2 separate regions of the Mus musculus genome follow, and region 2 is linked to region 1. The links are chromatin loops, found by intact Hi-C in ENCODE. Cell type or tissue: left cerebral cortex. All regions are shown on one strand. Each heading gives the region's core, and the rest is flanking DNA. Links, peaks and the distances in the headings are about the cores only. Region 1 holds the start of Chn2 (chimerin 2). Region 2 overlaps Chn2 (chimerin 2).

The links. Peaks named below come from ENCODE experiments on the same cell type or tissue, not always from the same donor. Only the 100,000 strongest peaks of a DNase experiment are listed, where the experiment ranks them.
Region 2: it touches region 1 in a loop (2.1-fold over the local background); 4 of 42 quality-filtered maps call a loop at or near these places.

What each region holds. Positions count from the first base shown.
Region 1 is chr6:54,032,774-54,044,097 of GRCm38, forward strand. Chn2 (chimerin 2) reads left to right here and starts at 7,159. Exons shown (of 13, transcript NM_001163640.1): 1 at 7,159-7,382. The coding sequence starts at 7,334. In left cerebral cortex, for the core only: a CTCF peak has its summit at 1,862 (motif pointing right); DNase peaks (open chromatin) are centred at 1,869, 6,267, 6,800, 7,179 and 2 more places; H3K4me3 peaks cover 3,049 bases; H3K27ac peaks cover 1,626 bases.
Region 2 is chr6:54,112,288-54,123,611 of GRCm38, forward strand. The region is part of intron 1 of Chn2 (chimerin 2); the gene reads left to right. Among named protein-coding and RNA genes, the nearest start is that of 9530036M11Rik, 34 kb to the right of the region's middle. In left cerebral cortex, for the core only: no CTCF peak of the experiment used is centred there; DNase peaks (open chromatin) are centred at 1,201, 4,293, 4,924, 5,127 and 1 more place; H3K27ac peaks cover 667 bases.

The sequences.
Region 1 (11,324 bases), core at 1,653-9,652:
ATAGCTCAATTAGGATCTGAACTCGGATTTATCTCCAAATCCCAGGCCTGGATTACAGGTTTTACTACCCCCACTACATGGGCGACATAGTTGAAATGGATGAAAATTACTTTTGCCACAAACCACAATCCTTCCACACTCTTCTGAGAGAGTAAGTGAAGGCCCAGCACACTTGCCTTAAGGCACAAACAAGGCCAGAGCTCCCCAGCAGGCTTCTGTGTATCAGAGAGAGCTCTTGTTTCCTTCAGTCACCACATACTCTGTAATCTAGGATTCAGAACCAAACCCATTTCAAAGACCAAGAAACTGAGCCTAAGGAACTTGCTCAAATGACAAACTAACACAGGTCTGTCAGGCTGCCAGGATACAGAGTCAACCTCTCTAGAATCACTTGCTTAGGCTTTGTTTTCAAATGGTCCGCGACTTGTAGAGAAGACTGAGATGGGCTCAGGTCTTGGATGCTGGCTCTCCTCCAGTGTGGATTCACTTCCTTAGAAAAATGATTGTTCCTCTGTTGAATCTATTGCTATCATGGGAAAAGAAGTGAAAATATTGATTCTGGTTTTCTGTGGGTGAGGGCCAAGAACGCTTGTAGGACAGTCATCACTTATTGATGAGATGCGTTCTTAGAACTGCGCCACTGTTGCTGAGGGAATGTCTCGGTGTGCTCCTGTGCTTGCTCCATCCAGGTGGGGAGGTCAGTCCCTACCAGTGTCTCTTCATTACATCAAGAGACCCAGTGATCCCAAGGCTGCTGGCTCAATACCAGAGCACACCATTTAACATGAAGCTTTGTGTTTTAATGGGAGAATACTCCTCGAAACCATGTTAAAATTTATAATACAGCAAATCCAGAAAGCAGTAACATGTTCACTCTGGTCAATATCAGGAGTACTCCACATAGCTGCAGGAATTGTATTTCTGTCTCACTGGTGGAATTTTTCCCAGTAACATGATTAGGAAAGGTAGCTGGTTGTGTCACTCTCTTATGACAGTTACAATGGCCATCATGATGGTATGTGGGCTGGTCCCATTATAGTCCCTATGAGATCTCTACATGTATGTAGCCTGTTACCAATAGAAATATCAATGTGTGGCGCATGTCTGTATTGGCATACTATTTATTTACTTGATCCCCTAGGCTGATAAGCCCAAACTGTGGCTGAGAAAATGTCCATTATCTAGAAAATAGCTTTTGACACTTGATTTTAGAGGTTGTGTCAAACAATCAAAAAAGCCAACTTTCCACCTGAAAAGGCATTTGTCACTGACATGGATAACACCTGTGATTTCTAACAGAGGATTTCACTCTGCAGTTTAAACAGGTCCCAGTTGATGTATGAGGGTTCCAGAGGGTACTGTGGGGTCCCAAGGCAAGGATATGGTTTTCCTTATATCTTTATTCCATGGGTCTGGTATACACTGCTGCACACAGTGACTGCTTGGTAAACTTTTCTGAATGGATTGCATAATGCATGAATAGATTAGCAGTTAGCAGAGAAGAGATGCCATCCTAAGACACAAAAACCAAACTCAGTCTGTCTGCATTCGCAGCCTTGGAGCTTTCTTTATTTACCTTTACCTCATATTTTTCTGAGGACAATGAGGGCAGAAAGAGTTTAATAATCTTAAATGCTAGGAAACAAAGCTGCAATGTGCCATGTGCCAATGAAGTCTGTCCCTCGTTTGAGTGTAGCTAATGAATGCATGTGTGTCCTCGTGTGCATGCGTGTGTGTGTGTGTGTGTGTGTGTGTGTGTGTGTGTGTGTGTGTGTGTGCTGGAGGCATTGCCTCCATGGCTCAGCACTACGTTCCAGGGAACATCTGTGCCTGCAGTGTTGGGATCTCCACTAGGGGTCTCCAGCAGCTGGCGATTTGCAGTGGCAATCGGGTTTGCAGCCGGCCTCTCTTTGTCTGCACCCCAGGTGTGGACTCCCCTTTGTTTCCTGGTTGGGCAGCTACCTTGCCTGGAAGCCAGCTGGGTTCTCACTGTGCCTTCTAAGGCCACCGCAGGCTATCAGCATCTGCCTCTAGTTTATCTCGTGTTCTCGGAGATGAGCCAGTGCTTTCTAGCAGGGTTAGGCATCTTGTATAGGAAACAGGGCTTGAACTACAAAGAGAACCAGTTCTCCCAGCAATGATTTTGATGAGGAAAAATCGACAGCAAAGGGGCCACTTTTCAGGCCAGAGTAATTTGCCATAAAATATTTAAAGCTGCTTGACAAACAGCCCCACAATTCTCCCATGGATGCAGACCACTGGATTAATCTTGCAAGTAAGGAATATTTCATTCTGTGTTTAGCACAAGGAAAGGAAATGACCTTCTCGGAGAAACACAAGAAAGGAATGCTGAGGGCAGTCCTGCATGCCCAATACATTCACTCTGTGGCGTGTTCTGCCTGCCTTCAAGCTTCAAAGGAACGCTAAAATAAAATAACAGATTATAGTAATGTAAGAATATCCTGAAAGCAATAAATGACAGGAGTTACAACAGTCCCGGTTGATGGAGAGACAGGGCCCAGGCTGTAAACATGTGACTCTTTTGCTTTTGCCATTTCAGCTGGTCTTCTTCAAAGCCAGATCGTTCTCACAAACCTGTCCACTGCCCTTTGTGCCCCAGAGGTGTTGTTCATCAATCGTGATCATAGCCCCCCGGAGGAAAACCATTCAATTCTTTGCTCATGTATTCAGAAGATATCTCTTGATGGCCTACTGTGTGCATGACATGGTAAATTACACAAAGGCTTGACAAGTAACCTGTTCCCCACCCCCTCTGAGAAACTTTTAATGATGTGGGAGAGAAAAATGTCATCACACCCAGCCATACCGTTAAGACACCACAGAACTGAAATCTGTTGGTAGGGAGTACAGCCGTGTGGGAGGATTCCATGGAAGAGCTGGCTGGGAAAGGAGAAGGTTCTCTGGGCAAAGTGCCTTCTGGTGAACTTTGACCACAGTTCCACTGGCCAACAGGAAGGACCTGGACAGAGACTACTGTTGATGGCTCCTAGGTACACAGGACACAAAGAGAAAAGGTCACAGCTGAGAAGGAGACAGCAGGAAGCACAGTTAGAAAGGGGAAGCAGGTTTGGAAGGTAGGGCCCGATCAGCTGCCTGGGTTTGACATCCCCAGTTACCTAGGCTGCAGGGCAGCTTGCTTCATGAATTTCTGATTTGGTGATGAAATCGATGCTAAAATTATAGTTAGGGGCTGGCAAGATGGCTTAGTAAGTTAGGACATTTGCCCTCAAGCCTGAGGACTTGGGTCTGAGTTCAATTCCTGGAGTCACATAATAGATGGATGAAATCTGACTCCTGTAAGTTGTCCTCATGTGGATACACACACACACACACACACATCTATATATACATATAAACACATGTGTACACATATAAACACATGTGTGTACATATGAACTTACATATAAACATATAAACACATATGCATGCAAACACATGTAAACATGTGCATATACAAATACACACGCAAATACACATCAAATAAATATAAAAATACAAAAAGAAAGTAGGCGAATGCTAAGTCAAAGCAAAATGGCAATTTTAAATTCTATGTCAGAGCCCATTATTGACAAACTCTCCTTTTTCCAAAGATCCTTTATCATTTGGAGGCAGGTGGATGGAATATTTAAGAAAACTGTACCAGATTACCTTAGATTTTAACAAATCTCACATGATACAGACTTGTGTAATGCCATTCAGAGTGAATTGAATACACAACGGAGGTTTTATCATTTCACTTGGGGAGCTATATGAGAAGTCCCACCACCAGTGGTTCCTGGACCTACTGACACATTGTGCCAGGTCCTGCTTGTTACTTTAGGTCTGGAACATCTGGTAGGGAGACTCAAGGCCCTTGGCCTTTGAATTGGAGAAAGGGTTTCTTGGCCCCGAGCAGCTATATCTTCCCTGCTGATGAACTGTCAGCAGTCCCGGTGAGCCATCACCTTTCAGTTGTCAGTCCAGAGACTGGTGCTTCATGTTTGCCCTTCCAAGCAGCTTACCAGCGATCTCCATCACAAGCTGGGCCTCACGGAAGCGCTCTCCTCTACTTTTGTATTGCACTGATTTTACCTGGTGGTGGTGGTGCCTTCCCAGTGAGAAGCCGTCCATCCCTTCAACAATTTGGAGTAATGAAGACAGTCATTGGGCCATACTTTGCTTTTAAACATATTTAATTTATTATTTTACCTATATGTTTTGCCTTTTTGTTTGTCTTAGTTAGGGTTTCATCGCTGTAAAGACACCATGACCAAGACAACTCTTATAAAGGAAAACATTTAGTTGGGGCTGGCTTACAGTTTCAGAGGTTTAATCCATTATTGTCATGGCAGGGAACATGGTGGCATGCAGGCAGACAAAAGTGCTGGAGTAGCTGAGAGTTCTGCATCTTGATCTGCAGGCAGCAAGGAGGGGACTGGATTCTACACTCGATGGAGTTTGAGCATAGGACACCTTAAAGCCCACCTCCACAGTGGCACACTTCCTCTAACAAGGCCACATCTCCAATAAGACCACACCTCCTAATAGTGCTACTCCCTATGGCCAAGCATCCAAGCACATGAGTCTATATGGGTCATTCCTATTCTAACCTCCACATATGCGTGCCACCTGGGTTCCTGGTACCCACAGAGTTCAGAAGAGGGTGTTGGATCACCTGGAACTGGAGTTAATGATGGTTGTAAGCCACCATGTGGGTGCTGGCACCTCAACCCAGGTCCTCTTCAAGAACAACAGATGTTCTTAATGGCGACCCACCTCTCCAGCCCACACACTTTTGCTTTTGTTACTAAAGTTCTGTGAAGGCAAATATAATCTGCACAAATAGAACCAGACATTCTGTGCAATTTACCATAAATAATGAAGCCCATCACTTACTGCTCAATTTGGGACCTTACATAAAAAAGAAAAGATAGAAAGTTTGGGCCACAAATGAAACATTTTCCCAGTAAATAAGTCACAATTGGCTGTCTCTAGGAGAGAAGAAAAATATTGTTCAAACAATTAGTTCTATCTTTTGGCTAAACAATTTACAGGTCTTTAGGCGTGGCACAGTATGGCTTCACAACCAGTATCTTTCTCATGCTTAAAAAGACTCCATATTATCAGTAGTAGAAATGGAGAAACAGAACTATAAGGTATTTGCTGACATCCTAGTTTGAAGTGAGATGCTGGTCTTCTTCAATGCCCAGGTCGTAATGATCCTGTTCAGTGACATAGCCATGTCTGCCATCTAAAGCTCCAGAGGGCTTTGTAAATTACTAGTCAGACAACCAATGCCATGTCATGTCTTGAACTCTGGGTGTCCAAGAAGTTTCACTCTCATAGAGTGGTCAAGATCATGCTGGGTGAGTATATGTCCCCATAAGGCTCCAGATGAGGTCACCTCAAGGTTGCAGTGCCCTCCAAAAGTGTCTGGGGTAGGGAGACTTGGCAGTACCTGAGTCTAGTTGACCCAGGCAGATCTGTCTTAAGAGCCCCTGTAAATGGAGTCCAGGAAGAAAATGCTCAGTGTAACTGAAGTGGCCCACAGGCTTTCAGCAAGAAGTTCACCCCATCCCACCCCTTTAAACTAATCAACAAACAAAAGTGGGTGGGGCACTTGTTGGGCAGTCACACTGGGATGGCATCCCCGGTGGTGGTGGGGATATAACATATACTTTAAATCAAGTAGAAAATGTGACATGAGTGCATATCATGATCCTTTAACATTTATTATTCACTGTACATGAGGTCCTCTTCCGATGTGGAGGCCCCCAGGACCTCGCTGCTGTTCCAGAGTCACTCCTGATCATTTTCAAATGGACTATGTCCTTTTTAGCCATGTTTTTCAAATCGTGCCGCTCCCAATGAGAACACTTTCCGTTTTGCTCTATAATGAGAGTACTTTCATTCCTTTAATGTTTGCTTTTTTTCCCTTTGATCTAACAATTTCTGTTCAAATTTCACAGTTTTTCTGTAGCTTTAGGAATGAAAGAACCGATTACCCTGCTGGGAGCGTGAAACGGATTTTAAAAAATATATATCTGCATGACATTTCCTTCCAGTAAAATTAATTTAGGTTTAAATACAGGAGGATGGCACACACCGGCTCCAGTCCCTTTCTCCGGTACACCTAGGCAATTCCTTATCCTTAAAGGATTCAGTCGCACCTGCTGCAGAGTCAGTCTTTTGTGAAGATCCTACCAAGGGGCAGAGAACCACTTTCTTTGTGTAAGACCGATGCCACCTTTGGGATGTCTCTATTTCTTTTAGCACCGGTCTCAGAAGCATAGTGGACTTTGGGGGCACTGTCCCTGCCAGTGTCTGGGGTACTTAAGTGTAGCTAGATCAGCTCTCTCTGCTTTAGGAGACGCTTCTTGTGGCAGGGCAGGGACCTTCGGTTCCTGACCAACAAAGGACAAATTAAAGGGTGATGGGAAGGGCGCTTCCCAGCCTTGGTGGCATCCTGGCCTGCTCCAAACCCGCACGTAATCCTTAGAGACCTTGTCTTCTCCTTCTGGAAGTACCCCCACCCCTGCACCCCCTCCCCCGAGCTGTGTGGCTGATCCAAACCTAGAGCTTGCTGCCAGTCCCACCACCTTCCTCCTACGACCCCTCCATCCCCTTCTAATTCGGGAAGCAGCACTGTACACTGCTGCCCGGCCCGCCTCGCGTCCCTGGCGGCGTGCCCAACACCTCGGGGCAGGCTCCGAGTCCTGATGGTCTCCACCCCTTGGTCTGCAGCCTCCCCCTGCAGCCAGGGTTGCAGGAGCTGTCAAGCCGGCCGAGCGGATTCAGCCCGGAGCGCCGGCGTTCCTCTCCTTCCTTTGTGTGCGCGCGCGAGCCGAGTTGGGGAGGAGGGAGAAGGGGGAGGTCGCTGTCTATCTGTCTCCCCCGCCTTTGCCCGGGCCGCTCGAAGTGCGGCGGCGGGAGAGGCTGGATCCCTAGAGTCAGTGCCGGGAGCCGAAGGGCGCCCAGGTTCCAGTCGCGCGCAGGGAGCGGGCCCGCGGCGGGGACAGCGGGGACGCCGAGAGAGGTGGTCCCATCCTCCTGGCCGGCCGCCTTGGCCTCGCTGTGCCCCTGCCACCTCGACGCCCGCAGCGGAGTGCGCCCAGGCGCCGAGAGGGACGGCGAGCACGAATAAATAGCGGCGGCGGCAGCGCGTCATCTGGCGGAGCAGGAAGTACAGGCAGAGTCCGGAGGCCGGTGCTTCCCGCGCGTCCCCAGGACTTTGCCATGGGCTGGGGGCCGCGCGGGCTGCGAGCAGCCGGCCGAGGGCAGCGGCGACGCCGCCCGCACCAGGACTGAGAGAGCGGTGACGCGCGGCGCCGAGATGGCAGCATCCAGCAACTCTAGTCTGTCCGGCTCCTCCGTGTCCTCTGGTGAGTTTCAGCGCGCGGGCGCCCGTGCTGGGATGGAGAGTCTACCTGTGGCCGTCCCTCCCGCTCTAGGAGAGCGTGGCGCGGGACACGAGCGTCACTGGGACACTTGTTAAGGTGGTCAACACCTTTGCGTCTGAGCGGTGACAGTGTAGTGGTGGGACTCGGTGGTGTCCTAGGCGTGCGGACCTGGAGTCTGGGGCTCCTGGCGAGCAGTAGCTGCCAGCAGCCTTGCACTTTCTGCACAGCTGGAACAGGGGCAGAAGGCGCAGGGAAGCTGAGGGCACAGCTGGGCTCGGGACCTGTCTGCCTTGGTGCCAGAAACCTTGGATACTCAGAGCCAAAGAAGGGTGCAAACCCCAGCTCCTTGCAGACTCGGATTTCTTTGTTTGTTTCAGAAATTAGCTCCTTGGAGACACTCGCTTGGGGTATGGGTTTGAGAGAGCAGCCAGGACGAAAATGTGTCTTGCTCATCTGACTGAAGTGGGATAGTGGAATGGAGGTTGAGCCCAGCCTCTGACTCCTGGCGTGTTTAGTGTGTGTGTGTGAGTGTGTGTGTGTGTGTGTGTGTGTGTGTGTGTGTGTAGGGACAGACAGAGACAGAGAGACTGTGAGACAGACACAGAGAACATGTGTGCGCGCGGGAGGGGGGCGGTGGGGGCTGTAATTTTACTTTCAAGGCTTCTTTTTTTTTCAGTGTTAAATGTGGCTGGGTGAAAGAAGGGCTTTCAAGCTTTTCTATGGTTGATCAGCAGGTCTAATTGAACAGAAAAAAATGATAATGAATGTGAATGCATAAGAATCAATGGAGGCAGCCCCTCTGGTTTCTGAACATGACAGGTTTCTAATCAGACTGATGCATTAGGTACAGTTCTACTACCCCTTTGGTCACTGAAAACTTTAATAAGAAACCCTGAAGGGATGGCTGGTAAGACATTTGGCATGGTATACAGAACTCAAGGGTCCAAGACAACAGTCTTCAAGTCCTGGTGGGAATGCTCAGTGTGTTACTACTGTATGGTGTCCACAATTGAGTTCCTTTTATTTATTCTCCAAAAATTAAATCCGGAGTGGAGAAGAGATGCAGCACTGGCAGGAAGGCAGGCATTAAAAGGAATCATAGCTATGGATGTGTAACTAATCAGATTGTAGACACAAGGTGACTGTGACCAGTGTAGGTGTTCTCTTGAAAGCTACATGCTATTTTTTTTTTTTTTTTTTTTTTTTGGCCAGGTTTAGTCCCAGGGAAAGTTTAGTCCCAGGGAAATGACATTTCCTTTAATGACTGCTGCCAACTAATAAAAACAGCATTGTTAGGTGTCCGGTAGTTTAAGCGGCTGGCAGTAGGGACTGGTGGGCAGAGCAGTCAGCTCTTATTAAGAACAGCAACAAGTTGACCGCCTGTGGTTTTAATTCTGAGAACTCAGCAAATGCTAAGGCTTATTTTTAGTACCCTCAAACCACTGCTGCTGCGTTTCAATTCATTTTGGTTGACTAACATTGAATTTAAGATGCAGAGATGTTGGCTTCCTATTAGCACATGTTTCTCCCTCTCCAAAGCCTGCCCGTTTGATGGACTGAGGGGGGGGAAAGGTAGCAAGGGGGCCAACTGAGGAAGGCGAGGAGACAGCATCATCTCAGGGTCCGCTGGAGGCGTGGATCACAGCTGCTGTGGCATCGGAAATTCTGCATCTTGACACAGCTTAAGAAGCCCGATGACAAATCCTAACTCAGCCCTGGGAGGACTCTGCTGCTCCAAGATGCCAGGATAAGCTGTAGAGGGTGGTAATTGTTTTGCAGATAGGGGAGGCATGCTTACAATGGCTTTCTCTCCCGTTTTATGGACCGCCCGTTTTTAATCCTGTTGGAAACTGTGGGAAATTGCATGGAATCTGAGATGCCAAGAGTGGACATAAATCTATTTACTATTTCATGTAAATCAACCTGACCTGTGGGCTTATATAGCTTACTTCCCCAATTCATCAGACACTTTGTCTTGCAAAATATGGAATCATAGTTCTTTTTAAAAAGCACACTTACCATTGTGTAGATAATGAATAATTCAGAGGACACAAGCAATTCACACCTGTGAGAGGTGTTGAGCAGCAAAGAATAGAGCCTGCTTCTCAGAGCAGCTGGGTTCTCTCAGGCAAAGGCCAGAGTCTGAGAAAGTAGGGCACTCTGTGAACCCATTAGTCACCATGCGGAAGGGCCAACTGTGGGCCAGGCTTGGGCTTCAAGGCTTAGCAAGGAAGATAATTCTAGCTTTCTTTGTAGCTTCAAGCTTCTGAGATCATTGTATTTGAATTCTGGCTCCACTGCTGACCAGTGAGGCATCTTGAGGTGGGTGGGTTACTTAAATTTTTCCTGGCTTCAATTTCCCCATTAAATCAGTATGCTGAGTTTTGGGCACACGGTCTAATTTGTAAGAGTGCTTGATGTAGAGGAGAGATGGCTCAGTGGTTAAGAGAGACTGCTGTTCTTCCCCGAGGACCTGAGTTCAGTCCCCAGTACCCTTGGTACATCGAAAGGAGTTACAACAACCTGGAACTCCAGCCCCATGGGATGGATGCGTGCCCATAGGCACACCTACACACACACACACACACACACACACACACACACACATCTTTAAAAAATGCTTGTTGCAAACAGGTAGATAGTCTTCTTTGAGGGAACTTCTTTGAAATGAAGTTGCTCAGTGGCTTCAACCTTAGGTGCTAAAATAAACTCAGCGCCCAGTGCACATAACATCTCTTTCTTCCTTCATATGCTATCTTAGGGTCTCTATTGCTGCAAGGAAACACTATGACCAAAAAACAAGTTGGAGAGGAAGAAATGATTTAGCTTACACTTGCAGATTGCTGCTTATCATCAAAGGAGTTAGAACAGAAACTCAAACAGGGCAGGAACCTGGAGGCAGGAGCAGATGTGATGCAAAGACCTCAGAGGGGTGCCACTTGCTGGCTAGCCCCCTATGGCTTGCTCAGCTGGCTTTCTTATAGAACCCAGGACTACCATCCCAGGGATGGCATGACCCACAATGGGCCAGGCCTTCCCCCGTTGATCACTAATTGAGAAAATGCCTTATAGCTGGATCTCATGGGGGCATTTCCTCAACCAAGGCTCCTTCCTCGCTGATGACCCTAGCTTGTGTCAATAATACCAGCCAATACATATGCTGAATTTAATCTTGAGTGTGAGCTCCATTAAAGAAGCATTTATTGAGCACATTCTGTGTTTCAGACATAGCTCTGAGTGCTTGCATTGAAAAGATAACTCAAGAGTCTCCCTGAGAAGTAGCAGGAAACATAGGCAGCATCTCATAGCCCGTGTCCTACAGTGATACAATACATTCTGTAGAGGGCTGTGCAGGGCAAGGATGTGATTGCTTCAGTCTGGAGTGGCCAGTGGAGTTGACACAAGTGTTGGGCATTGACGGATAGTTAGAAGCTTTGTAGAATGCAGGCAGAGAAAAGCATTTCAGGATGACTGAGAACTGAGACCCAGCCTGGAGATGGATAAGTCTGTAACTTTCTCTCCCTTGCTTTTCTTGGGGCATTGATCCTTTCTCCTGTTGAGTGGGACACTTCCCGGAGGCTGTGATGAAATAATCCTGGAATCAAGGATGAACTTGGTCATTGGGGCACTAGTAAAGGAACAGCTGGCTTCTGCAGGGTCCCATTATGCTCTAACCCAGTCTCCGAGGAACAGTTTGCTGGTGTTCACATGGAGGGAAACTGGTAATTCGCTCATCGTAAGCTCAAGGTTCTCTGACTTGAATAATCTTCCCCGCTATTGTTTAACTACATCACCCAAGTGTGTCCTTGTGCCTGTTACCAACTGTCACATAACAAAGTCATCAGCTTAACATTAACTTAAAAATACATTTGCTGAGAACTCTTCAGAATTGTCTTATGGAGGATTCAAAGGTTTCCTTTTATT
Region 2 (11,324 bases), core at 1,013-9,012, 79 kb after region 1:
TTTTAATTTTATGTGCATTGGTGTTTTGCCTTCATGCATGTCTGGGTGAAGGTATAAGGTTCCCTGGAACTGGACTTACAGACAGCTGTGAGCTTCCATGTGGCTGCTGGGAATTGAACCTTGTCCCCTGGAAGAGCAGCCAGTGCTCTTAACCACTACGCCATCTCTCCAGTCCAGCATGACAGTCTTTGTAGGTTATTTTTGAGATATTGGAATGAATGCGGACAACAAATGTTTGCTGAGACTCTCATTTGCCCTGGGCATGGGTGCTGCAGGCTTCGTTCTGGCTCACTGGAGAGGGACAAAGTATGGACAAACATCTACAAAATGAAACCAGCAGTGCTGGATCAGAGGCAGGAATGCAGTTTTCAGCATGAGATGGAAAACCGAGGTCTCAGGGAAACTTTTCATAGAACAAGACAGGTTCTATGAGCCTGGTTGATTGGTGCTTCCCAGCCTAAGTATCGGAGGAAAGGTATCTCTTGAGGAAGGAAGACTGGAGTGTGTGGCTTCGTGTAGTGTGTAGGAGAGTGGGGTCTAGAGACCTGCAGAGGAAGCTGAAGAGCTGTGTGGTGTCCCCTTGCTTCTAAACCATTGAACCATTGAGCCCTGAGGTTGTGTGTGTGTGTGTGTGTGTGTGTGTGTGTGTGTGTCCGTCCTATGGAGGGAAGGCAACCAGGCTCCTCTCTGCAGCTGGAAGATGATCTGTTGTCAGTAGGGATCCTGAATAGGGTTGTAGAAGTGGAGTAGGCAAACAAAGCACCCTATTGGGAGTGTTAGACATAAGGAGACCAGCTAAGGAAGCAGAAGCCAGGATGAAGGGACACAGGATGGGGTAATTTGTATCCAGGAGACAGAGTTTGTGGGGTAAGGAAGGTAAGGAGGAGTTCTTTATGATTCACAACATACAGAATGGTTAGTGGAAAAATAAATTGCCTTTTCGGAGTAGCTGAGTGTAGGAGTGTGAGAATTGTGCAGAGAGAGTTAAGCATTGGGCTGAGGGTAACATGAAGCAGGAAACCCAAAGAGGTGGCTGGAGATGAAGGGGTGTGCAGGGGGAAGTTTAGTTATGGAAGAGAATGGGTTAACACAGAGAGGTTAGGTGGGAAGGGAAGGGGTGGGGTGTTGGGCATCAGAGGCAGGAGCAAGCAGTGCTGCCTCAGCAGTAAGAGAGCCTGGGTGGTGGGAAGGCTCAGGGCTCTGTCTGCCTTCTCCATAAACAGTGCAGAGATGGCGATGTGATGAGGCAGTGGCATGACACAGCAGGCCAAGATGGGAATGATGACCTCATGGGTTCTCCACTAGCAGTGAAGATGTAACCGATAACGCATGTCAGCCTATTTGTCCATACAAGCAGCCATCTGTGGACTGTGCCGCTAGGTGCTCGAGTGCTTGGCTTAAAAACACTTTCACCCTGGAATTCAGTATCAGCTTCAGAAACAAAAGCCAAGGAAATGGACCCACAGCATTATTATTATTATTATTATTATTATTATTATTATTATTATTCCCAACAGCCTGATACAGAGACACCTCAAATCAATCCAGAAAGTGTCTACTGTGTACTATTATATGCAGGGGAAAGTGCTGAAATGCATGACAATTTAAAATACTGGGAAGGTCTGCCACCATGCTGGCCACTTTCATTGACATTGGCAAGCTGAAATTGTCTTGCCTTTGCCACAGCTTGCTGGCCGCTCATCCTAGTCTACGCCTGAAAACCAGATTGCAACCCAGGGTGAATCACTTTGCATGATAGAAGGATCCTTAAAAACCATGTTTAGTGATAGATCATCTTAAAATGAGTAATGTTTTGACTATTGTGGGGGACTATTAAAGGGACATTAAACTATGTAGGGTAGGAAAACATTATTTTCTGATTTCTCTGCTTGGTAAAGAATTTTTACCTTGTGGGAAAAATAGGTCAAAATTTGATGTTAGAAATCTGAAACAATCTCACACATGGCTTCAACCAATAGTTTTGTGAACCCAGGAGTAGTGGGAAAAACTATGTGGGAAAAAGTACTAATGGGAAAAACCATGCTCTAGTGAGAATCAGGACTGGATACCTGAGGGTTGAAGGAACAGTGGGGGCTCAGCTTGCTGATGGTGTCAGAGTCAAACAAACAAACAAACAAACAAAAAAGGAAAAAAGAAAGAAATACAATTGAGAGTCCTAAGAGGAGCCACAGAGAAAGACAGGAGAAATGACTCCACAGAGCAGGGAAGGATGGCTGTGAACAGTAGACACCTGAAGTGCCAGAGGAGATTAAAACCGAGCTATGGAAGTGGCCGCAGAGAGGATGGCTGGCTAGCAGAAAGGAAACAGAAGCCACCTCTCCCTGGAGGCCTTGTCCACGTTTCCACTCATGTGTAGAGCGTGTTGGCCTGCGGAAGAGCAAACACCAGTGAATTCAGCCATTTCTTCTAGTGCCACGAGTGCCTGCTAACAAGGCCTGGCAGCCTACAAGGGCCTGTGACAGTTGCAAGTGCTTTGTGTACAATTTCATATAAATCTATAGCCATCCCTTGGGGAGTCATCATCCTTAATGTATAGACAAGGTGATAGAGTTTCAGAATGGCTCACCTGAGGGTAAAAGCCTTGAGTGGAAAAGGGAGATATAAGTGGAAATCTATGATATTCTTATTACTTCAGCCCCTGGCATACACACCTTAAGAGAACCCCCTCTCAGTGTGGCAAGGGCTGTAAGTTGGATTGGTATTCACTCTCCTGGCTACATTACATGTTACATCGGAGAAAAAGATTTCCTTTTTCCTTTAACGATCATAAGTATCCATTGATTTTCCAGTCAAAGGGAAACTGGCTTGGTGGGGCCTAACCAAATCATGTGTGTGTCCTTAAAAGGGGATGTAGGCCTCCCCTAAAACAGAGATGTAAAGTGGAAGATTTTTATGTGTCTCTTCTTTTGAACAATAACAAACAAACAAACAAACAAACAAAAACCATATTGTGATCATCTGTGAGAAAGGACATGTGGCAAGGACTTGAGAGTGGCCTTTGGAGCTAACAGTGGATCCTGGTCAATAGCTAGAAGGAAATGAGACCTTGGTCATCAGGCATGGGAGATGAATTCTGCCAACACCTGGCTAGGTGACCTTCGGAAGAGGCTTCTTAGCTCCACCGAGAACCACAATGCAGGTACAACTTGATGTCAGCCTTCGGGATCAGGCTAGGTACCCAGCTCCACCCTACCTGTACTTTTGGTCTACAGACAGTGTGAATTAGAAAGTGGATGCTGATTTAAGCTCTCACATTTGCATTAATTTATATGTGACAACAGAAAATGAACAAGCACAGCGTAGATCTCCCCTGGGATTCTGGCTGCAAGATAACCTACCTCACCCCAGAAGCCATCTCACCATCACTAAATCCTGGAACGGCAGAGTCCAATGGGAACTCTCCAGTCCAGTGGCTGCATACAACCTTTCCTTTGTGGGAGTTCTTTGTGGGGGCAGATTGGGGAACTGCTCTGCTTGCAGTAGGAAGCAGAGAGATACAAGGTGGGCGAGTCTGACTCTCCACCTCTTGGCCAGAAAGCACAGTAGCTCCCCTTTACAACTGTCTGCATCATCTTCCCCAGGATTAGCACCCAAGTGTGCTCTATGGTGTCCTCCTCCTAGTTGACCAACATTTACTCCCATTTTCGAGCTGCAGCTAGATACTCCTCATCCCTTCTCCTCAAGGCACCCCAGAGGAATACAATTTTCAGACTACTGATCGGATCCAACTCATCTGGTCTCTGCTTGTCTCTCTAGAGCCTGCTGGGCTCTGTTTGAATAGCTCCCTGCACACTTTTCTCCCATCCACAGTCCATTTCTTTGGATGGTCTTTTCTTTCATGAAAATCTGCTCACCCATCATGCCTGCTGTTGAGCTAGGTCCAGCCATAGGTGATTCATAGAGCAAGCAGAGCATCCTTTGCAGGACAATTTCTCATGTCAATATCTATGGCCTCTTGTTCCACAGAAGCCATCTATCCTCCAAACTAAGTATCTCCAGGCCCTCACGGGACTTTCTAGTCCTTTCTTCCCTACCACACTTCAGTTTTCCCGTGTGTCTCTTAGAGCGAGGTCAGGAACTGAGGGTGAACCTCTGGTGTGGTCTGTTTCACATGAAGTACAAACCCAGCATGAGCCACTGTCTAAATATTGCATCCCATTAATGTTGGCTGAGACCACATCCACTTTTTGGCAACCACAGTGCGCTGCTGACTCACACCACTCGCAGAGACGAGCAGAACTCCTTTCTCACCTATATGTCTCTGTGCTCTCTCTGTGAGTGTTTTAATCTGAACGGAGGCTCAGTACCCATCCCTGTGTGTCTTGTCGGGAAGCTGGATCCTGCTGTGTATGAGACTGTTGATGTCACCCAAGAGGATCGCTCATCTTCCCAGCATCTCAGCTCTCCATTTTCTAAGTATGACGCAGTGAGCCTCATCGGGACTCAATCACCTCTCAGTCTCAGTGAGAGGACTTTGAGTTTGCACAGGGCGGAGGTCAGAGACTTCTTGCACTATAATGATGATTATAAAGGGTCAGTGTTTGATCCTTTGCTTATGGATCTTCTAATGGCAATTATCCAGCTTATAAAGGTACCATCAATCTGTCACAGTCTATTTCCTGGTGTCCAGGTGAAAGTTGATGAGTCTGTTTCCTGCCCAGCCAGGAAGTACATTAGACGCTCTTTATAAGTGTATTGCAGTATCTTCCCCCTGGAGAACACCCTGATGTGCGTTATGGTTCCTCTTCTTAGGGAACCATAAATATGTGGAGGCCCCAGAGATGAGGTATACAACATGTAGCAGGCAGGAGGGAGATAAAGGGGAAGCGTCGCCCTCTTGCAGCACCCATGTACTTGTTCTCTGTCCAGCTTCCTACCAGCAGGACCCATGAGGAGCAGAGGAGGTAGAGGAATCAATCATTAGACAGCCTCCTGGGACAGCCTCCGCTCACAGGGGACCTAGAGCTAGCAGAGTTCGCAAATGCCTTCCAAAGTGGAGATTCTGCAATTCTACAAGGCATGAGAGATAGCAATGCATACACTAGTGTGCCTAAGGACACATGATAGTAGCTGAAGCTAACTGTTCTGATTACGTCATCTATTTATACCTGCTTCCTTATTCACATTCAGAACACAGAAGTGAAAACCACCACCGGGCTTTTAGGACACTTACATGGCAGTATGAGCTACTTCCCCTGGCTGTGATAAAGCACCATGACCAAGGCAACTTACAGAAGAGAAAGCTCATGTCAGCTTGCAGTCCCAGTGTGGTAGAGTCCATGATGGTCGAGAGAGCAAGGTTGGAGGCAGGCCTACATCACAGACCACCCATGTGGTATATGTCCCTCAGCAGGTCTGTACTCCCTAGCAATGCCACTAACTAGGGGCTAAATGTTCAAGTGCCCAGGATATGGGATGCATTTCTAGCCACTGCGATTATCTGATGATTAGGCTTCTATCAGATAACTTCAGAGGAGGCCCCGTAAGTGCTGCACAACTTAACCTCAAGGTGCAGTGTCCACTTGATGCTCACATCACTGAGTACCAGGTCTCAGGCTCTGATAAGTGTCTCCTTCCATTAGGACAGGTTGCCCTATTCTTCTGAACTTTGAGATCATTGGCTCCTGCTGGAGCACTCCTGCTAGAGCATTCCTGCTGGAGTACCCTCTGTGTTCTGCTCTGAGATGTGTGGGTTGGATCTATGACAATAAAAGAGAAACGTTTGAGGCAGGGAGGAACTTCTGGAGAAGTGAGCTTGGTTTGGATTTGGGTTGGATTCTTCTGCCATGTTTTAAAGGATCCTTCTTGGACAAGTGTGCCTCAGGGCTCCAGGTTTCTCACCTGGAAGATGGGACTCATTATTCACCTATTCATGGAATGGTAAGGTGGTGGATCATGGGACATGGAGACAACGGGATGTAATGTTGGGTGGATGCCACACAAGTATTGGTTTTCATTTGGATCATGTGTCAAGCCATTCCTAAGATGAGGCCTATCTACCTCTTGACTTTTTTCAGTCCAAAGAGCAATAAATTCTCTTTAGCATTAGGTAGTGTAGGTTATGAGTTTTTGTCACTTAGCGCAAAGATTGCCATTTTCCTAGTTTGCTTTCTATTGTTGTAATACAAATCAACTTGGGAAGGAAGGGTTTGTTTCATCTTAGGTTGTGCACGTAGTCCATCATCCAGGGAGGTCGGGGCAGGATCAAGTAGCATCTGGAGGCACAGACTCTGCTGCACAGGCCACTGGGGAGTGCTGCCAGCAGTCTGGTCTTCATTACTTGTTCAGCAATGTGTGCAGCTCCCCGTTCCCTGGTCTCTAAGCCAGGCAGGGTGACATCTGAGTTTCCCTCTTAATTAGGTTTGAGGTGTGTAAAAGCTTTATTGAACACATTACATGTCTTGTATGGTTGACATGGTGGTGGTGTGGGGAAGCAGAAAATTTTAACTTTTGGCTTGCTGCACCTGCATTTTGTGATCTTAAAATTTATCTTTTGTTGCCAGGCATGTGACACATTCCTTTAATCCCAGCACTAGGGAGGCAGAGACAGGCAGATCTCTGTGATTTTAAAGTCAGCCTGGTCTACAGAGCAAGTTCCAGGACAGCCAGGACTATGTAGAGAAACTCTGTCTCGAAAACAAACACATTGTATCATTAGTGGCTTCCGGCTCTTTTCTTGAAGGTTTTATCTTTGTCCTCTTTGTTTCCCCACATTTGCTTCAGTCTTAAGAACCCAGATGGTTGTCTCTGCACCTTGACACCCGTCACAGCGAGCCTGGCCTTCTGAGCTTTGATCAGTAGGGAAGTCAGATTTACTTATCTGACTTGACTGTACACAAAAAGGAACCCTGAGCAGGTGACTCAAGATAAACTGTAGAAAAATGGAGACAAGGAAATGGGTGGAAAGACCCAGGGAACTGGGAGGAGAAGGCCACAATGGTGAGATTCTTCCTGCTTTTCTTAGCCAGGTCTGGGGTACAGCAGCCATTTGGTGGATTTGCCAAGGAAGGGAGGGAGGAAGGGAGAGAGGAAGGGAGGGACGGGGCAGAGGATGCAAGAAGTGAGTAGGTGAGAGTGAGCATATGCTTGTGTGTGGACATGCTTCCTCCTGCAACTTCACTATCATGGAACTCCTCTCTGGGTACTGTCAAGTCAGATATGTAAATATGACTTTGCTACTGATCAGGGCTCAGAAGGCCAGGCTCCCTGTGACTGGTGTGAAGGTGCAGAGAGAACCAATTTGGTTTCTAAAACAAAAGAAAATATGGGGATAGTGGGGAAAAAAATATCACATAAGCAAACAGGCAAGCCACGTACTAGTACAGAATGCAGGTCCAAGTCCCCTGCAAAGACACCTGAAAGGCTGAAAAGACCCTTGGCAAAGGCAGTGCATTGTGGGTATCCTGACTCAGAGCCTTTGTTTTTGAAAACCCTGGTGTGTGCATGTTCTCTCTCTCTCTCTCTCTCTCTCTCTCTCTCTCTCTCTCTCTCTCTCTCTCTCTCTCTCTCTCTCTCTTGCTCTCGCTCTCTTTCTGTTCCACAATAAACACTCACTTCATGCCTTGCTATTTGGCTTTTAGGTTGGACTTAATTAAAAAAGCTGTGGCATCTTTGAGTCCAATTTCCTCTTTTCACATAGCATCTGTCCCTGACAGCTTGTGTGAGGCTCGGCCACTTGTTGAGGCCTAGGCTAGAGGAGGAAATGACAGGGGAGAGGCAAGGTGGACATAAGCCTCTTGTTGGAAGTGGTACTCTCCAATGCTGCATGGGCCAGTCACGTGCTTAGAGGCTTCTCTGTTTAAGCAAGGCAACAGATGTCTCAGAGAGGGGCGCTGGCAGAGTCACAGAGGCCAGCGGGGCTGCGGGCTGGCGGGAGTGTGCCAGCAGGGGGGAGCTCACTCAAGCTTTCACCCTCTGCTCAGCGTGGAGAATGGGCCAAAATTAAATAAGGGCAAATTCTAGAATTGAACAGAGGGTGAAGGCAGAGAGAGAGAAAATGCTTGCTTGGAACTCTGGAGTCTGACATACAGGCCCCACACTTTCTTTATGCAAAGATAGCACAAAAGATGAAAGTCAGTCCGTGCTGGGCCGCATCTATAGATTCAGCTGTGTTTTGCTTTGCCGAGCTCTGTCTGCTCCTACCTGGTGTCTAGGTTCTCAGGGTTAGCAAGAACGGAAACTAAGTGGGGGTGGGGTTTCCCTGCCTCGGTTGTTATTCACAGTCAAGGCTATCAGCCAATTCAACCAACTTGTACCTCAGTGTAGTAGTCATTGAGTTTGTGATAAGGTGTGATAAGTTTGTGATAAGGTGGAGCGCACACTTAATTTACCTCTTATTAGTCTTTTCATTTGTGTCACACTTTTCAAGTCCTTTGTTTGAAGTTCAAGGTATTGGAAGTTGGTTCCTTGAGGATTTCATACATGAAAGGAATCTTTGTAGCATCCTTTGGCCTTCTGTTGGGCCTGGACTCTGGAATTACCTGGTAATTCCTTGAGTTAGTTTATTCACAAAGCATACATTTGACCAAATATATGCCAGGGTTGGAGTCTTTTTCTAGGGTTCTCAACTAACCCTCTCCCTCTCCCCTAGTCCCCATAGATGTTCTGGCTACATCTGGGTCAGACACCCCTACTGATTCTGTTCATAGGAGAGCAGCCTCAGGGTGCAGCCCAGCAGAGGACTCGGTTTTCTGGGGTTCCAGTCTCTGCTGCACCTCCACGCCTTTCCACTTGCTGTCTGAGATGACAGAGAGCCTGGCTGCTGAGAAGATTGTCATAGATCCATGGAAGAAGGCCATCGGTGGGCACATTCTGGCCGAGACTCAAGTACAACCACATGTCTAGAAAGCCAGCAAGGTCAAATGCAATAGGAGTGCATTTGGCCAGACAGCCTTATTGGAGACTTGTTTGCCCCCATAAACCATGCTTAGCGAGTTCTGCTGACAGATTTCCACATTAAGAGAGTGTTAAGATGGCATTTCTGGACAAATTAAAATAAATAATGATGAGGAGAAAGGACCAGAAAAAAATATTTTTTATAGACAAACATATAAGAATATGCTTCCTTTTAATTAAAAGGTGGTTAGGTTGTTCATATTAATTTGATTTGAAAGTCCTATTATAAGTATGTTTCTACATCTCTCTTTGATAAATTTTTAATTTAAAATTTTAATTTATCTTTTAAATTAAATTATAATTACATCATTTTCCCCTTTCTTTTCCTCCTTCCAACCAACCCCTCCCATGTGCCCCACCACCTCCTCCCTCCCAAATTCTTGGCCTAATTTTCTTTGTTATTGTTCCATACATATGCAGAGTTTATAACTGAACATCGCTTCATTAATTTAATGTTGCTTGTATGTTTATAATTTCAGGGCTAACCACTTGGCATCGGATAATCAATTAAAGATTCATCCCTGGGAAAGTCTGTTTCTCCTGCTCTTAGCAGTCCTTAGTTGTCTGTAGTCCTCTGTCTAGGAGTGGGTCCATGAAGCTTCCTGTTTCCCTGTTAGCATGTCTGTGAACACACATGTCTGGGTCTTATTTAGGCAGCCATATTGCTAAGGTTGCATGGGTGAAGCGTCCCTGGCAGTTCTAGAAGACACCACCTCACAACGGATGCCCTAGTCCTTTGGATTGTAAAATCCTTCCACACCCTCTCCCTGGATGTTCTCTGAGCCTTGGGTACAGCGACTGTGCTGTAGCTAAGTTCATTAGCATCGGGTACCCCATGACCAGTTTGTTCTCTGCATTTTGACCACTTGTGGTTTTCTGTGATGGGCTCTATCTGCAGCAAAGGGACGTTTCTTTGATGAGCAGCCAGAACTACATTTATCTGTGGGTATAACCAATGATGAGTATTTAAAATGCAATTCAAACAAATGGACAAACACACAGACAAACAGTACCAGGAATGAGGAAGCACCCCCTTTGAGTTGTTGGTTAGGGGAGTTCTAAACACTTCCCCCAAATTTTGGCTATTGTTGTTGCCCTTGGTTGCCTCCCGGTGCTGAAGACAACCATGAACTTCAGATCCTGAGCTGAATTTGATGCAAAAGCTTACATCCCGAGGATAGACTTTCATAGTACTCACTATGAGAAGGGAAGGAATCAGCCAACAGTCCTACCCAAGTGTGATGCCTATGAACCACAATGATATACCTAAGAGTGAAATAATAGTCATATATTGGCAGTAACCAACAGCTGTCTAAGTAGACTTATGTACAGCCCAACAGGAAGGACATAATGCCGAGTCCTGGAAACCCAGCCAAGTACCTTGGGGCCAGTGTGTCACGGACCTTAGAGGAGAACCTATTACAGACATTTTTGTATCTTTTGATAATTTCATAAATGAGTGCTCTTTATATCATCTCTGCCCCTTTCTCCCTTCCAATTCCTCTTGTGCCCCCTAGCTCCTCAAATTCATGACTTCTCTTTCTTTAATTACATAGATGTAGATGTAGATGTAGATGTAGATGTAGATGTAGATGTAGATGTAGATGTAGATGTAGATATAGATCCTGTTGAGTTCCTTCATTGTTGCTTGTATGTTTAGGGCAGACCATTTGAGTTTGGATAACATATCAGGGACTTATTCCTGAAGAAAATGGATTCCTCCTTTTGATTCTACACTGAGCTTAGCTTGAGCTTATATATGAGACCTCAAAGCCACTGGTGACAAAATTCCCTCAACAAGTCCACACCTACTCCAACAATAGTGCCTCCTAATAGTGCCTATGGCACTAGCATTCAAACAGATGAGTCTGTGGCGCCAAAGGAATTCAAACCACCACAAATGTCCCTAGTTCCCTAAGTACAGCAGAGAAAACATGGAGGCAACAAAAGCTGTCAGGTTTTCAAACAACCTAAGATAGGGCAGGAGGAGAAGTGGATTTCTGCCTTCTGCTCCTTGGGAAGGTTTGCAGGTATCATGGACAGCTATGAATTTGAATTGAAGGGCTGAACTTCTGATGTATTTAAAGAGTTCTTAAGAATCTACAAGGAATGGCTGGAGAGATGGCTCAGTGGATAAAGCATGAGGACCTGAGTTCCAGTCCCCAGGACCCCAAGAAAAAGCTGGATGGAGTTGCATATGTCAGGAACCCAGCTTCTATGGCAAAATGAGAGGCAGAGACAGCAGAATTCCCAGAAGTTCTCAGGTCAGCTAGCGTGGCCTGGCATAGGTAGCAGCTAAGAGAACCTGTCTCAAATAAAGTGGATGGTAAAGACCAACAGCAGTGGTTTTCCTCTGTCATACAAATCTCTCTCTCTCTCTCTCTCTCTCTCTCTCTCTCTCTCTCTCT